Linked DNA regions of Homo sapiens: region 2 is linked to region 1. A link is an interaction called in ENCODE POLR2A ChIA-PET data of the cell type or tissue named here. Cell type or tissue: IMR-90. All regions are shown on one strand.

Evidence for each region. Peaks named below come from ENCODE experiments on the same cell type or tissue, not always from the same donor. Only the 100,000 strongest peaks of a DNase experiment are listed, where the experiment ranks them.
Region 2: POLR2A ChIA-PET joins it to region 1 with 13 read pairs; 2 of 35 experiments call an interaction of 5 or more read pairs at or near these places.

Annotation. Positions count from the first base shown.
Region 1 is chr15:71,394,483-71,402,482 of GRCh38, reverse strand. All of the region lies in intron 6 of THSD4 (thrombospondin type 1 domain containing 4), which reads right to left. Among named protein-coding and RNA genes, the nearest start is that of THSD4-AS1, 210 kb to the right of the region's middle. In IMR-90, no CTCF peak of the experiment used is centred here; no DNase peak of the experiment used is centred here.
Region 2 is chr15:71,132,392-71,140,391 of GRCh38, reverse strand. All of the region lies in intron 1 of THSD4 (thrombospondin type 1 domain containing 4), which reads right to left. Among named protein-coding and RNA genes, the nearest start is that of CT62, 21 kb to the right of the region's middle. In IMR-90, a CTCF peak has its summit at 3,392 (motif pointing right); DNase peaks (open chromatin) are centred at 3,361 and 3,791; H3K27ac peaks cover 1,479 bases.

The sequences.
Region 1 (8,000 bases):
GCCCCAAGGAACACTGGGCACAAATCTCTGCTTTAGGATCAGTGCTCTGGAAATCTGACCTAAGGGAGTATATCACATGGCTCCAGTGTGAAGTGCATGTACATAGTCATCATACTGTAAGCAATGGTTATTAATCTAAGCTAAATTACAATAATTATATTGAGAGGGTGCAGGATGGGGAGTGTGTATCCATGGTGAGGTCTAGGGAGAGGATAATGAAAGAGGGCAAGACCTTCATTTTCTTTTTTTTTTTAATTATTATACTTTAACAGGTTTGTTACATATGTATACATGTGCCGTATTGGTGTGCTGCACCCATTAACTTGTCATTTAGATTAGGTATATCTCCTAAGGCTATCCCTCCCCCATCCCCCCACCCCACGACAGGCCCCAGTGTGTGATGTTCCCCTCCCTGTGTCCATGTGTTCTCATTGTTCAATTCCCACCTATGAGTGAGAACATGCGGTGTTTGATTTTCTGTCCTTGAGACAGTTTGCTCAGAATGATGGTTTCCAGCTTCATCCATGTCCCTGCAAAGGACATGAACTCATCCTTTTTTATGGCTGCATAGTATTCCATGGTGTATATGTGCCATATTTTCTTAATCCAGTCTATCATTGATGGACATTTGGGTTGGTTCCAAGTCTTTGCTATTGTGAATAGCACTGCAATAAGCATATGTGTGCATATGTCTTTATAGTAGCATGAATTATAATCCTTTGGGTATGTACCCAGTAATGGGATCGCTGGGTCAAATGGTATTTCTAGTTCTAGATCCTTGAGGAATCGCCACACTGTTTTCCACAATGATTGAACTAGTTTACACTCCCACCAACAGTGTAAAAGCGTTCCTATTTCTCCACATCCTCTCTAGCACCTGTTGTTTCATGAAGATCTTCATTTTCAACAGAACAAATGTGAAATGTAAAAACCCAGAATTAACAATATAAGTATTATTTACAGATAAGGTAAAAATCAAAAGAACAGCTAAAATGGTTGAGGAATAGGAAAGATTAGGGAAGAGGCAAACTTTTAGAACTATTTGACTCTATAAAACATGTACACACATAACGTGGAATAGAAAATAAAAACCAATTTTTAAAAAAATCTAGAAAATAACACTAACAATTCAGGTTCTTAGAAACAAAATCCTTCTGTGCAGTTATTAATAATGGGAGGTCCCTCCCATCTCTATTCAAAATCAACAAAAAACTACAAAACTTCTTGCTGTATTCTTAGGAATTTTGCTTAAGTGGAAGAAACTTGCAAAAGGGAATGCTGCCTTCTAGGGAAGCAAAATATTGCTAAAGTGTTGAGGTTTTGGATTTTAGGGAGCTTTGCTACTGCATAGGTTTGCATTTGCTCTCAGTCACCAAGAAGAGACTTTGGGAGGGATGGGAGGGGACAAAAAGTGGAAGGAAACGAGGTTCAAGCTTTTCCCACAATTGCACATTCTCCCACTGTCATTTCAGTGGAGAGAAAAACTCAGGTACGAAAAGAGGAGATTCTGTGCATAAACATGTGAAGCTGTTCCTGGAGAATAGGGAACATCTGTGCTTAGTTGCAGATCCATTCAAACTTCACAAGTTCACTCCAAGTTGAGCACTGAAGTCCTCACTTCCCAGGCTCAAGTTCTTTTTTTTTTTTTCTTTTTTTGTGGAATATACGATATCCCTGTTCAAGAATTGCAGCCTAGTAAACACAGCTCATAAAACTTGGAGGTGACAGGGTGCTTACCCAACAGATGCTGATGAGTGAAGTGTAAATGAATTAGAAACATGTGGATACAATGTCTTAAGTGTATATGCAGGGGTTAAATAAAATAAGGTGCTTGCTCAAAGCAAAGCAATGGACCAGTTTGCAGCATTTGGTCTAGTAACTAATCCAGGAGCAGTCAGAGCCACAGCAGCGCCAGACTTTTCCTCCACTGACTGCATTATCTACGTATTATTGCTCCTGTTTATGACAAAGTATCCGCCTGCCCTTGGATTCCAAATTCTGGACTAGACTCAGATGATTACTATTTAAAATGCTTTCCCCCAGACTGCATTTTCCAGGACAAAGTTATGGAAAATAAGATGAGGAGAATGATTCTCAGAGCTCAGGCTCTTCTCTGGAATTAGAAAACTGTTTTGAAAAAGTCAGAAGAGGGGTGAGACTAAGTCTTAGCTTTTCCTGTTCTGAAAAAGAAAAGGTTTTGGGCGCTTTCCATTATTAAAGCTTAAATGCAAAAACACACAGCTTATCAATTGCCTAATACCCCAAACCTTCCATCCCACACTTGGAATTTAAACTTTAGAAGTTAATACTGAACATATTTTAAAGGGCATTTCTAAAGGCAATGTCCTTTAGAAACTTTAGAAGTGCCCTACTGAATCTTACTTTACTGACTGTTTTAATAGGCTTGGGTATCCGGATTAGAAACAGTGAACAAAAATTTCTTTTTAAATTTTTATTTTGTTTTTCTTTCTGCAGCATTACTGAGGTGTCATCACACACAAAAACATCCCTTTTAAACCCTGAAAAAAAATCATTGGCTCAATTTTCTATCAATAGTCTTCTTAGCACTGCTCATACTTAAACACAGTTCTAATTTTCCACAACACTCTGATTCAGTGGCTTTCAAACTCTAACGTACATCAGAATTACCTGGGGGTCTTTTATTAAAACAAAGGCTGATGGACATGGACCCCACTCCCTGGAGTTTCTGATGCAGTAGGTCTAGTATGGAGCCCAAGAAGGTTCATTTCTAACAAGTTCCCAGGTGATGCCAGTGCTGCTGGTCCGGGAGCCACACCTGGAGAACCTCTGCTCTAACTGATGCTTCTGAACTAGGATAGAGAAAGGAGACCTCGCTTGTAACCAGCCTACTAGCTGACACCCTGGGAATGCACTGCCATAGCTAACATAAAAATTGATGTTTGGCTACTTAAATGAAAGGTTAGTTTTATACTTGAAAGCTAGACAGTGAAGACTGCAGCCATCAGGAGGCCTTGCAAGGAGGAAGTTTCCTTTTGATCTGTCAGGTATGGTCTATGCTGTGCAGAAAACAGAGAGGAGACAGGAACTTCTCTTCCCTTTTTAGCTGCATTTGGATTTAGCAGGCATTAGGATGTAACTGGCTTAGTCCTACCTTTTGTAAATTTTATATGTCTAGTGTTTTTTGAGCACCTACTATATGTTAGACCCTTTATATAAATTAATTCAGCCAATCCTTGCCTACGGAGGACAAGGAACCTAAGGCTCACACAAGCTTAGTGACTTGGTCACAACCACATGGTTGGTAAGTGGTAGAGCTCAGCTGTAAACAGGTCCACGTGATTGAAATGTCATTGTTACCACTGCACCCCCCACCTCACTACTCCACTCTGGAACCCAAAGATACTCCAAGCAGAGCTTCCCACTGCTGTGCTGTGCTGCCAATGGGCTACAGCTATGGCACCACTGGGGCATACCTCCCCAACAAAGTCACCTGCTGCAGGCCAGATCACCTACCTACTCCCATCCTGCTTGGATCTCATGGGGGCCTGGGGACTTTCTGCTTCCCCTAGGGCAGCCAGTTAAATAAAGGAAGCCTCCCTCCTATGGCCCAGAAAGTTGCCTCTGTTTCTGTTCTGGATTTCTAACACCATGCCCCTGTCTCCTACCCAATCCCCTGGCCTACTCCCATCAGCTGCATGAAACCTGTGCAGAACTGCATGGGTCTGCCCTGGTGCTGGACATGGGAGGTGGCTGTCAACCTCTGCTTCTGTTCCCTCTTTCTGCACCCCCTGGCTGCCAGCTTTCAATCTTCTGCTGGGTTGCCAATCACTAATGCACATTTCTAGAGCGCAACCCAATTTTCTCAAGGACAAGGATGCATCTCTGTCAATGGTAACAAACATTCTAGAAACCTCTTTCAATCCCTATTATTGGCTCTACCACCAAGCTATGTCATTTATTCATTGTGAGTTCTCCTCCTCCCTTTCACTCCTTCTGCCAAATCCCAGCTCAGGCCTTCATCAGCCTGTGTTAGAAGCTACACATTCTCCTAGCTGATCTCCCTGACTCCAAGTTTCCTGCCCTCTCCCCATTTGTCTGACTCAAGCTATATTATTCCCCAAACCTTCCTTCTTCAGGTCACCCTCCCTTCAAGAACCTGTTGTAGCTTTATACTCCTCCTTTCCCACCACTCCTAAAGAACCACCCTCCCACCATCACCTCTTCCCCAAATGCCCTGTGCTCCTTCTCCACCACCATGGTTTTGTACACTGTTCCCCAGGCTGGCGTGTCCCACATTCTATTCTCTGCCTAAATAAATTCTACCTGACCTTGCAGATGTGACTTCTGGAAGCTTCCTCTGTCATAGCCACTAATCCTACTAATAAGTAAGATATCCTACTAATCTTGCTATCTCTGCACTACATGGACCATCACAGCTGGAAAGACCCCACCCAATCCTTTCATACTACACAGTAGAAAACTGACACCCAGAAAAGTGAAAATACTTGTCTAGAGTCATACTGTTTGTCAATGACCTCACCACACTTAAAATATTGCACAGAGATTTCCTAAATTGATTATAATGACACCCAACCTGGCTAGAGTGCTTGCATTGTACCAAGTACTGTGTGAGACACTGCATATGTATTAGTTCATATCACTCTTAGAGAAGTAGACACTATTACTATCCCATTTTACAGATGAGAAACCTTTGGCTCAGAGAGGTTAAGTAACTTGCTAAAACCCACACTGCTAGAGAGTGGTAGAGCCACCAGGATTCAAATTCAGATTTGACTTAGAATGCTACCTTCAGTGCCCGATTAAACTCTTAATTCTTTCCTCTGAGTACATATTCTCTCCCTAAGCAAATGCTCACCCTCTCAAGGTCAAGGACAGTGCCTGGCATGGTGCCATGTATGAAGCAATGCTTGTTCATTCACCAGATGTTTATTGAGCACCTATTGTAGGCCAGGCACTGTGCAAGGATCTAGAAATAAGCAAATTACTAAGACAGAGTCCCTGCCCTTATGGGACAATCAACATTTATTCATTCATGGATTCGTTTACTCAGCAAATACATATTGAGGATCTTATTCCAGACAGTATAGTAAGTACCAAATAAATAATTTTAAAAAGAGACCAGGTCCTTGACCTCCTGCAACTACAATTTCATGGGGAAGACAGGTATGAATTAACTAGTCACACAAATAAATGTGAAATTATAGCTGTGAAAGAGGAGAAGGAGTTTATTATGTGAAGGGGAGGGGAGGAAGGAGGAACATTCCAGGCAGAGATATATCCAAAGGCCAGGACCACGAAGCACACAAGATGCTGGGAGACATTCCTCATCGCTGAAGTAGAAAGCACAAGCTGATACCTGGTGAGGCTGCAGAGGTAAACCAGCAGTCCAGGTCATGCAAGACCATTGTTCTCACAGAAAGAATGAGCAAAACTTGTCTAGAGTCCTGGGAAGTGCCACAGCTTGCATCCTGCACACTTAAAACCTGAACAGGGAACAGCAGTAGCTTCCTGTTCGTAGAAAGTTCCTAGACACATAGTTTCATGGGATTTGGCTAAGTGAACCTTGTCCAAGTTACCCAACCTTTTTCTGAAATGTTTCCTATTTCTCTCATGTCACATTAAATCCAAAGCAGGAAAAAACGACTGAAAACAAATGCCATTATGAAAAGGCACCATGCCGTTCAAAACTCTTCATGCTGTGTGACATGTTGTGTTACATCTTAAAATGTTATATTTAATAAAAAGTAAGTTGGAAAGGGGTTCTGCCAGTAGTAAGCCAGTCTGGCCAACTGTCAAGAAAGCGGCTTGACAGCTTCAGCAGAAGCGGGAGGTCATGGCCGGTGTTTTACAGCTTTGGAAAATGTCTAACTATCTGAGCGGATATATGTGTTAAAACACAGAATAGATACGTATCCTCCAGCAAGATGATGTGGCTGGGGTTTCTCCCGTCAGGAACTGAGGCTGTTGAGAGCTTTGAGAAGGAAGTCAGGGAAGGGAATTCTGGTACAAACTGCCACATAAAGTAAAGGTCTTGGAAACCAGAGAAAGTCAGAGGCAGAGGAAGTGGTAGCACCTCTGCAGGCAATACCCAGGGGAGGACGGCTTGACTTCCTATCCCCTGCTATTACCATCTCAGTAAAATAGGTATGTATACGTATAGGTATGTGTGTGTGTGTGTGCATATGTACGCATGTACATGTTTTATGTGTGTACATGCATATGTGTATATTATGTATGCATGTGTACATATGGTATAGATATGTGGGTGTATCAGAGTATGTATTTATAGGGCATATGTGTGTATGTATATACATGTGTCTACATGTATGTATACATGTATATGTAGATATGTGTGTGCACATCCACACGTTTCATTCAGAGTCTATTGGTACACGGCCAAAGCACTCAACAGCGATAAAAGCACACGGGTTCATCAGGTGGAAAAGGCTGGCACTTGAATGCGTGGGTCCACTCAGCGAATCCCGACGCCTGAACAACAGGCCATGTGCTCAACAAAGTCTGTGTTTGTGTGTGTGTGTGTGTGTGTGTGTGTGTGTGTGTGTGTCTCTCTTCAAAACACTGAGAAGCAGACTTGGGAGACACTGGAAAAGGAAGGTTGTAGCAGGAAGAGAGTTTTGATGGCTTCAGCAAAAGAATGTTCTGGTATGACATCATCCAGGAATTCAGGGGAAAACTCCAAGGAACCCCAGCTCGCACCATCTTTTTTTTGGGAGTCGGGGGACAGGGGCTTGTTCTGTGGCCCAAGCTGAAGTGCAGTGGCGTGATCTCAGTTCACTGGCAGCCTCTGCCTCCCGGGTTCAAGCGATTCTCCTGCCTCAGCCTCCTGAGTAGCTGGGATTATAGGCATGCACCATCATGCCCAGCTAATTTTGTATTTTTTGTAGAGGTGGGGTATCACTATGTTGCCCAGGCTGGTCTCGAACTCCTGAGTTCAAGCGATCTGCCCACCTTGGCCTCCCAAAGTGCTGAGATTACAGGTGTGAGCCACAGCACCCGGCCAGTCTCAACTTTTGACTGCAGAAACCAATGAGTGAGAATTGTCTGTGCCTCTGCCCAGTCCTTGTGAGCTGCCATGCTTAGCACAGGCTTTGCACCTGGGGGGCAGTGGAGCTCAGTGGGGACTTTTAGACTGGATGTCCTCTGTCACCTTCACGGCATGTCCCTTAGCAGCCTCCCAGAGGGCTCTTGGCTACTGAGCTCCCCGTTTTGGGGTTTAATAAAACCCACTAACAAGTGACTTTCAACATGTTTCATCATGTTACTCCTCTCCTCACAGCCATCCGGTCCTTCACCATCCTCAGAATATCCGCATCCGACTCCTAAGGCAGGTTTCAAGGACACCGCCCTCTTCAACTGGGCCTGTAACTACTCAATGGTTCTCCTCATTGTTACAGAAACACAGCAAAGGCATTCCCACCTCAGTGGCTCTGTTTCTTCTATTCACCTGTCCAGACTATCCTTGGTTCTCCAATCTGCCTTCACAAACCCACCTTCAGCATTGAGCTCCAGACCTACGACTCCTGGGAAGCCTTTCATACTGACATCTGTTCAGAAATATCTGTCTAGTGCTGAGTAGAAGCGGGTGGAGATGTCAGAGGGACTCACATTAATTTTATTAAATACACAAAAATGCAAGCAACTGTATAAACGCCAAATTGTAGCAAGTGCTGTGATGGCAAAGTCTCCCAGGGCATATACAATAGAGAAACGACTTAGTCCAGGGTATCAGGAAAGGTTTTACTGAGGAAGTGACTTCTGAACTGAACTGAAATCTGAAGGATGAGTAGGAGTTAGCTCTGTGAAGGAGGAGTAGGGAGGAAGACATCCCAAGCAGTAGCACCAGCCTATGCACATGCTCTGCGGCAGGAGGAGGAGGAGTGAAAAGGCCAATCAGGCACTGTGGCTCACGCCTGTAATCCCAGCACTTTGGGAGGCTGAGGCGGGTGGATCACCAAGTCAAGAGATCTAGACCATCC
Region 2 (8,000 bases), 260 kb after region 1:
TTAAAAAGAGCCTAAAAGGAGTCTGGCACCTCCTCCCTTCTCTCTCACTCCCTCTCTTGCCGTGTGACACACTGGCTGCCCTTCCTTCTCCACCATGATTGAAAGCTTCCTGAGGTCCTCACCAGAAGCAGATGCCAGCCAGCACCATGCTTCTTGTACAGCCTGCAGAACTGGGAGCCAAATAAACCTTTCTATAAATTACCCAGTCTTAAGCATTCCTTTATAGCAATGCAAAATGAACTAATATGGTGATGCAAGAAGAGGTCAAACAACACTTAAAATACGTTGTCACAGTGAAAACATGGAGGTAAAATCTCTCGCCCATAAATACTACTTCATTCAGAAGCCCTCACTAAACAAAATTTCTAAAAATTGTCAAGTGAGCCAATAGTTTCAAAGGCAAGTTATGAATAGCAACAGAAAGCCCAGGATGGGCGGGTTGGTTGCAACGTAGTAAAACTTAGAGAATAAAACAGAACATGGCCCAGTCTCCTCTCCTGCTGCAACTCCTTGAAGGGAAAGACAAATGAAGCAAGGTTCCAAGGTGGGCCAGGGATCCTTTCTAATAAAGGTGGAGTTCTCTAAGATCATTATTTTCTTGTTTCTTCCAGAGACTTCAGACTTCCTTTTCACCAGAAAATGTGGGTGGGAAAATAAAGGACAAGGATTTACAAAAAGATAGTCATGAGAACCAGACAATTCCATTCTCAGGGAAAAAGAATCAAGATTTTAAGTTACCACAGGCCCTTTCTGCGGGTTATTAAGAAAGTAAAGCCTCTTAACTGTAATCATCCCTAATTAGCCATCAGCAACTCATGAAATTACTCCTGGTATTGAAGACCCTTAAATTCTTGGCTCTCAGTCAGAAATTACACTGAGATCCACCAGGAAGAAGGCCAACAAGTGCAAATTGGAACAGTTAAAATGCCTTTGAATCAGAGGTGTGGTCTTCTTGCTCTTGGCTGCAGAACAGGTCTGCACCAAGTCAGGGGATTTAACTTGGAAGTCAAATGAAGTCTTTGCCAAGTCCCTGATAACCATCAACTAATCAGTAATTATTTACTCAATAGGTGGTAGGCTCAGGTCCTCTCCAGTGCTGTGGGAATGGTCTGGGAGATGAACCATGGGGAAAATGATGGTGTTATTATCCAGAACAACACAGGGTAAACTGTTCATTCAGACCCTAAGTACAACTCAAACTAGCAGAATCGCTGTAGAGGGATGGTCTGGCATAAGCAAGGTAGATGGGACTTAAATTCAAGCCTTAGCCTAATGAGATAGTAAATCAACTATCTAGAATTGTTGGTAAGTGTGCACACTGTAATTGGAAAGAAATGGGTGTGAGGCTAGCATTCACATTTATTAACTAGCTGACCTTTGGCAATTAACCTTTCTTCATCTGTAAAATGGGGGGGGGAGGGATACTGTTTGTAACTACCTCATAGGGTTGTTATATTAAATATTTATCTAGACTGTATGGCCTGAGTGCTGAACACAAACACACACACACACACTCACACACACACACACCAAGAAATTACAGCCTCGATGCTGGAGAACTACACTCTTTAAACAAACTAAATCATAAATAAGTATAAAAATAAAATTGCATTAAGAGCCATGAAAGTCCAAGGTGCCTCAGAAAGTGCCCTGGGCAGTGATCAGAGAAGATCCCTCTGAGGCAGTGGCCTATACGTGGTGGCTTGAGGGGTGAGTAGGAGTTGGCCTTGTGGAGGGGGGAGGGAAGCATCCCAGGGAGAGGGAGGCTCTTGTGAGGAGTGGGAGGAAAAAGGAAGCAATGTGGCAGGAGAAGGTGGGAAGAGCTGACTGTCTACTGGGCAGTCAAGTCCCCAGAACACAGTAAGTGAATGGTTGAGGTGACAAGAGAAAGAGAGGTGTCAAAGACAACTCCCTCCAGATTTCTGGGGGACAGAAGGAGCAAATGGAGATTTTGTGGTTGACAATGTTTGGTTCTGTGTCTCCACCCAAATCTCATCTCGAATTGTAATCCCCATAATCCCCACGTGTCAAGGGAGGGACCAGGTGGGAAGTGACTGGATCATGGGGGCAATTTCCCCCATGCTGTTCTTGTGATAGGGAGCGAGTGCCCACAAGATCTGATGGTTTCATAAGGTAGCTTTCCCTGCTCTTGCTTGTTCTCTCTCACCTGCCGCCATGTAAGATGTGCCTGCTTCCCCTTCCACCATGATTGTAAGTTTCCTGAGGCCTCCCCAGCCATGCAGAACTATGAGTCAATTAAATCTCCTTTATTTATAAATGACCCAGTCTTGGGTAGATCTTTATAGCAGTATGAGAACAGACTGATACAGTGGTTGTGTCAGGAAAGGAAGGGCAATATGAAAGGAAGAAGGTTTGGGGGAGAGCAGTTGTCCCCAGAGTGAGGAGACTGCCTGAACAGATCTGATAAGATGTCAACCGGAAAAACATCTGAAATTATCAAAACCTTTGAAAACAGATTTGCAACCTTACTGCTGATAGTAACAAAATAAATAACCAGACATATATTGAAGTTGTATGCTTATTTTTTTACTGATGTAAAAATTGTTACAATCAGTGCAATCAAAAAAAATTATTGGAGGCCACTGCTCTAGTATGTTTTTGGACCAACTTCTTATCAGATTTGATTGGTCACTTCTCCCTCAGGATACGGCTGATGAGCTTGCACTGGCAGTTTCCAGCTCTGCCATTCTTCTTGGCTGTTACTTGAGCTTCCGTGATTAGTATTGTGTTAAATCAGCCCTGCTTTTCAAACTGGGGGTCACCACTCATGAGTCTGCCATGAAATTAATTTCTTGGGTCACGAACAGCATTTTTTAATAAGTAAAAAAGAATGAAAGATAAGAGAAAAAAATACCTGCATTCATCACGCATAATAAGGGTATTTCTTACTGTGGATCCCAGCCAGAAAAGTTTAAAAGTCCTCATTCTGGAAGACCAGAGGGCAGCGGAGGCCTAGAACTGTGATTGTGGGGAATTAAACCTAGAAGCCAAGGCAAAGCCAAACATTATCTCAGGCCCTGAAAGGTGGCGCCAGGCCAATGTTGACAAGATGGGCAAGAAAGAGCCATTGTAGGTTGTAGAGCAGGGAGGGACCTGGAAAGAGTGAGGGTTCCCAAATATCCGTCTGGCAAGGGTGCACCGAGAGGGCTGAGCACACGTGCTGTCTGCGGAGCTCTGTCCGCCTTTTGAGGTTTGCTCCTGTTGATTTATAACCTTTCTTCACAGTGAACAAAAAATCTAACAATCTAGTTTCTGTTAGAACATATGCTCCTTGGGAGATGGAGGCCCCACCTTCTCTCCCTTCCACAAAGATCCTACAGGAAGGTTGAATGAGTCACCTGATTTGGTTCAGGCCAAAGTGGCCATCCCCACACACCAGGAGGAGGCAGCAGCAGGCCCAAGGCTCAGGACGGTGGGGTCAGACAGAGGGTCAGGATCATCAAACTAAGGGTGGAAAAGGATTCCCTGAGCCGAAGGGATGCCATGCTGCCTGAACTATGACACCATTCTGCCGCCCCTTACACACAGGCCCACCTCTGAGTATCCTTCCTGCCCCTTCTCCTCAGGGCCTGACCAGAACTCCTGGAGGACCCCCTCCTGGAGGAACCCATGCCTCAGAAGACAAGGATCTGCTCAGTCTCTCAAGTCGGGGTTCAGGAAGGCCCCACTGCAGGCGCCAGTTCCACCTCCCTCCCTCCCTCCCTCCTACACACGCTGTCCTCTGGAACTCCCGCAGCCTAAAGCAACTACCCAAACAAAAGCACTCATCCCTGGGGAGGGGAAGTGACTCACTGGCAAGGAATGAGGACCAGAGATGCTAGAAGGAAGTAGCTCCAGACCCCAAATCCAGCACCCAGTCACATGTGGTGAGGACACGTTCTCAGAACCTGCCTAGGAAAGCTGCCTCTGAGGGTCCCAACAGGGCAAGACAGGAGCCTCCACCACTGCAGCCTTGTCCTGTCTGTACCAACATCACCAATATGCTCTCCTGTCCTGCTGACATTTACGCAAACTCTCCTTATGCAACCTTGACCATCTGTTCGCAGTGCCCCTACCGTCCCCAGTCTGACATTCTAGGTGGTGGTGGATAAAAGCATCAGGACGTTGGCTCCCGACATCAGGGCAGTTCCAAACCACTTTTTTCTTGCATGATGAGAAAAGAGTCGGGAATTGGCTTTTACTGGATCGTCCCACCTGAGATGGGACGTAAGTCATGCTATACAACCCTCACAACAAACCAAGGCCACACAGCGGGTCTAGGGTAGCTCAGACACAGGGAACCAGCACCTGGATAAGTAACGGGGTTTGGGGAAAGATGATTGGTTGAGTGGACAGGAAAGCTTCTGGAGTCTTAAAAAAAAAAAAAAAAAAAAAAAAAACTAAACTAAACAAAAAACCAAAGGACTTGTGTGTTTGGGGAATGAACAAACCCCATACTGGAGAAAGAGCCCAGTGTGAATGACAGAGGACAGGACCGGGGATCCAATAAGGCCCTCAGAGCCAACAGGGGAGGAGGAGAAGGGGCAAGCATGGAGGTGGAAGCCAAGGAAGTTATTGGGAGGAGGCTGCCCCATAATGCATGGAGGTGGGGGCAGGCCCAGGACAAGATGTGCGGAGTGTCCCCTCCACCCCCATCTGAGAAAACTCAGTACATTGGAGAAAGAGCTTTGGCTGGAGAAGGCTGCCAAGAAGAATGGCCCAAAAGCAAGAGGCAGAAAAAGGGATGCTCTTATTTCTTCAAGGTACCCCCTGAATAAATGGCTATTATCCACAGCAAGTGGGAAAAACGGAGGAAGGCATAGGCTTTAAATCATCCTCATAAACAATATGGTGGGCAGACTTGCTAGCTGACAATGGCAGGCACAGGAGAGTCTAGAAGTTGAAAGAGAGGAGATCATCTCCCTTAATAGATACTAGACATACCTGTTTACACTTGCCCCTCACTGCATGGGAAGCTTCTTCTTTTTTTTTTTTTTTTGTCATTTAGTAAGTTTCTTTTTTTTTTTTATTATACTTTAAGTTTTAGGGTACATGTGCACATTGTGCAGGTTAGTTACATATGTATACATGTGCCATGCTGGTGCGCTGCACCAACTCGTCATCTAGCATTAGGTATATCTCCCAATGCTACCCCTCCCCCCTACCCCCACCCCACCACAGTCCCCAGAGTGTGATATTCCCCTTCCTGTGACCATGTGATCTCATTGTTCAATTCCCACCTATGAGTGAGAATATGCGGTGTTTGGTTTTTTGTTCTTGCAATAGTTTACTGAGAATGATGGTTTCCAATTTCATCCATGTCCCTACAAAGGACATGAACTCATCATTTTTTATGGCTGCATAGTATTCCATGGTGTATATGTGCCACATTTTCTTAATCCAGTCTATCATTGTTGGACATTTGGGTTGGTTCCAAGTCTTTGCTATTGTGAATAATGCCGCAATAAACATACGTGTGCATGTGTCTTTATAGCAGCATGATTTATAGTCATTTGGGTATATACCCAGTAATGGGATGGCTGGGTCAAATGGTATTTCTAGTTCTAGATCCCTTAGAATGGCAATCATTAAAAAGTCAGGAAACAACAGGTGCTGGAGAGGATGTGGAGAAATAGGAACACTTTTACACTGTTGGTGGGACTGTAAACTAGTTCAACCATTGTGGAAGTCAGTGTGGCGATTCCTCAGGGAAGCTTCTTAAAGGTAGACTCTTTCAGTCCTCTTTACAAATGCCCTTCCATTAGACATGCTGCCGACACAGGGCGGGCATGCAATCACAGTTGGACAAATGAATGGATGAACGAATGAATGGGTGAATGGGTGAAGAATGAACGGCACGAGTTTCTTACAGACTTTTCCCTCTTAGAAAGCAGGGCCTCCATGTGATTTCTCTCTCCCTGCTTTTGCCAATGTTCAGCCAATGTCTAGACTGCCCTAGGAAGAGAATGAAGGCGCTGAAGGCGCTAAGCCACTGCAGATGCACGCTGCCTCTGTGGAGGTCCCACCCTCCTGAGCTCTCTGGTGGCGGTCATCAATCGTCACAGCCCTTTCAGGAAATCCTGCCCCAGGCCAGAAGTATTCAGGGACGCTGACCTTGGAGCCCCAGGCCCGGTCACATTTCCAGCTGCTCCCTGCCTATGAGGACAGCCAGAGGAATGTTCCCCCAACATGTCCTTGGCTCACAGTCCTTTCTCCTACCACCTCACAGAGGCTGTCCTTTTTGTTCCTGTCATATCCAAACTCAGCTGCAGAACTCATTTCTTCCCATGGAACCCCCACACTGCAGACTGGCTGGCTTGCCCAGAGCAGCGTGAAAACCCACAGAATCTGGATTAGGACTAAACCTTGAGAAGATCTATTAAAACTCCCTGGCAGCTTTCAAGCAAACACATTACAGTGGGTTTTGTTACTCATTAAGGAAAACACCGTGCTTCTCCGTCCTCACCTGGAGAAATTAGGTAATCAGCACAGATTAGTTAAGGATTTCAATGCAAATTGCATCATTTTCATGGTCATTAACAGTGGTGTGGTTTATATCTGTTTTCAGTCCTAAAAAAACGTTTCCCAGGTAACTAAAGAAAATATTCAAGGGCAGAAATATCAGGCGGGTAAGATACTTAAAATAAATGAGCCATTTGTTCCTGCTTCTGTATAAAGTTGCTTTTTCAATTTCAGATGACATGATACTGCAGATCAAAGTGGGGAAAAACCTTTGGAGTAAGAGCGCTTTTCTTCCCTAGATATGACTGACTTCGTTGCTTGATTTACAGCACTTGATTAACCTGGTTAAATTTCTGCTTCTGTGCAAGTCTCAGATGCAGAACTAGGGATCGTCAAAGCGTATCATTATGATTTGTGCTTGTCTTTCCTCCCTCACAACACAGGACCTCTTCCTCAAAGACTTATTTGTTATATTTCTGGTGTCTAGAATAGCACCTGGGGTGCAGCAGGTGTTCCCGATGACAGAAAGGTCTTCCATTCAAACTCAGGTGGGGGCTTTCTTTTCCATGCAGGATTGTGCTGCCTGTCTGAGGCACCACTGCGCAGCCCAGGATCCAAACAGCCACTCCATTCTTCTGCTGTTTCTGAAATTAACATGACATTCTCCACCCTACTCCTAAAGACCACAACACACAAATAAACAGCCGTGATGAGATGCAGGTCACCCTACCTAGGAATCAAAGACACCTAGACACACTCCAGCCTTCCTCCACTCTCAGACTCAACCTCTTCCCAGCATCCGCTGCCAAGAGCAGTTTATAATCCCTGGGTCATAGCTACCAAAGGAAAAAACATCAGACTACCACGGCTGAGCTCTGCATGGGAGCTGCAGCTTTTCTGATGTGCTGCCCTTTCTCCGAGATGATGACCCATCTCATTCCAAAAACCAATATTCTCCAGCTGCCTTGGCCAAAAGCAGGTGGCCAGGGGAGGAAAAGGCAGCTGGGGGCTCAGGCCTTCCTTCCTGCTTTCCAATACAAGGCCTCAGTTCTGCTGCCTACAAATGGCCTCTTGCCACTCTGGTGAGCACGTGTGTACATCTGTGCATGAGCGTACACACATACACACACATACGTGTGTTGGGGAAGGAAGGTGTAACAAGTGCACTGACACTAAAAGAATAAACACAGTAAACACCACATTCATTCACAAGGTGAGGATTCAGGGCTGAGTGGAACACACCCAATGAGGTATTCTTCTGGAAATAAATCTGTCTATAAAATTTATTTATTAAGGAAATCTATTTATTAAGGAAAGTTTGAAACTACAGAAAAATACAAAGAGGAAAGCCAAAATTACTCATTGTAATTGTAATTGTATTACCTAATAACCCAACACCATTAAACCTTTTGATGTTCTTGTTTATTTTTTCTATGCATAATGCTTATACATATCATCTGCATATTTTACATATACTATTTCTACAAAACAAAATCACACATGTAGCTTTGTATTCTATTTTTACCTTACCTCATAAG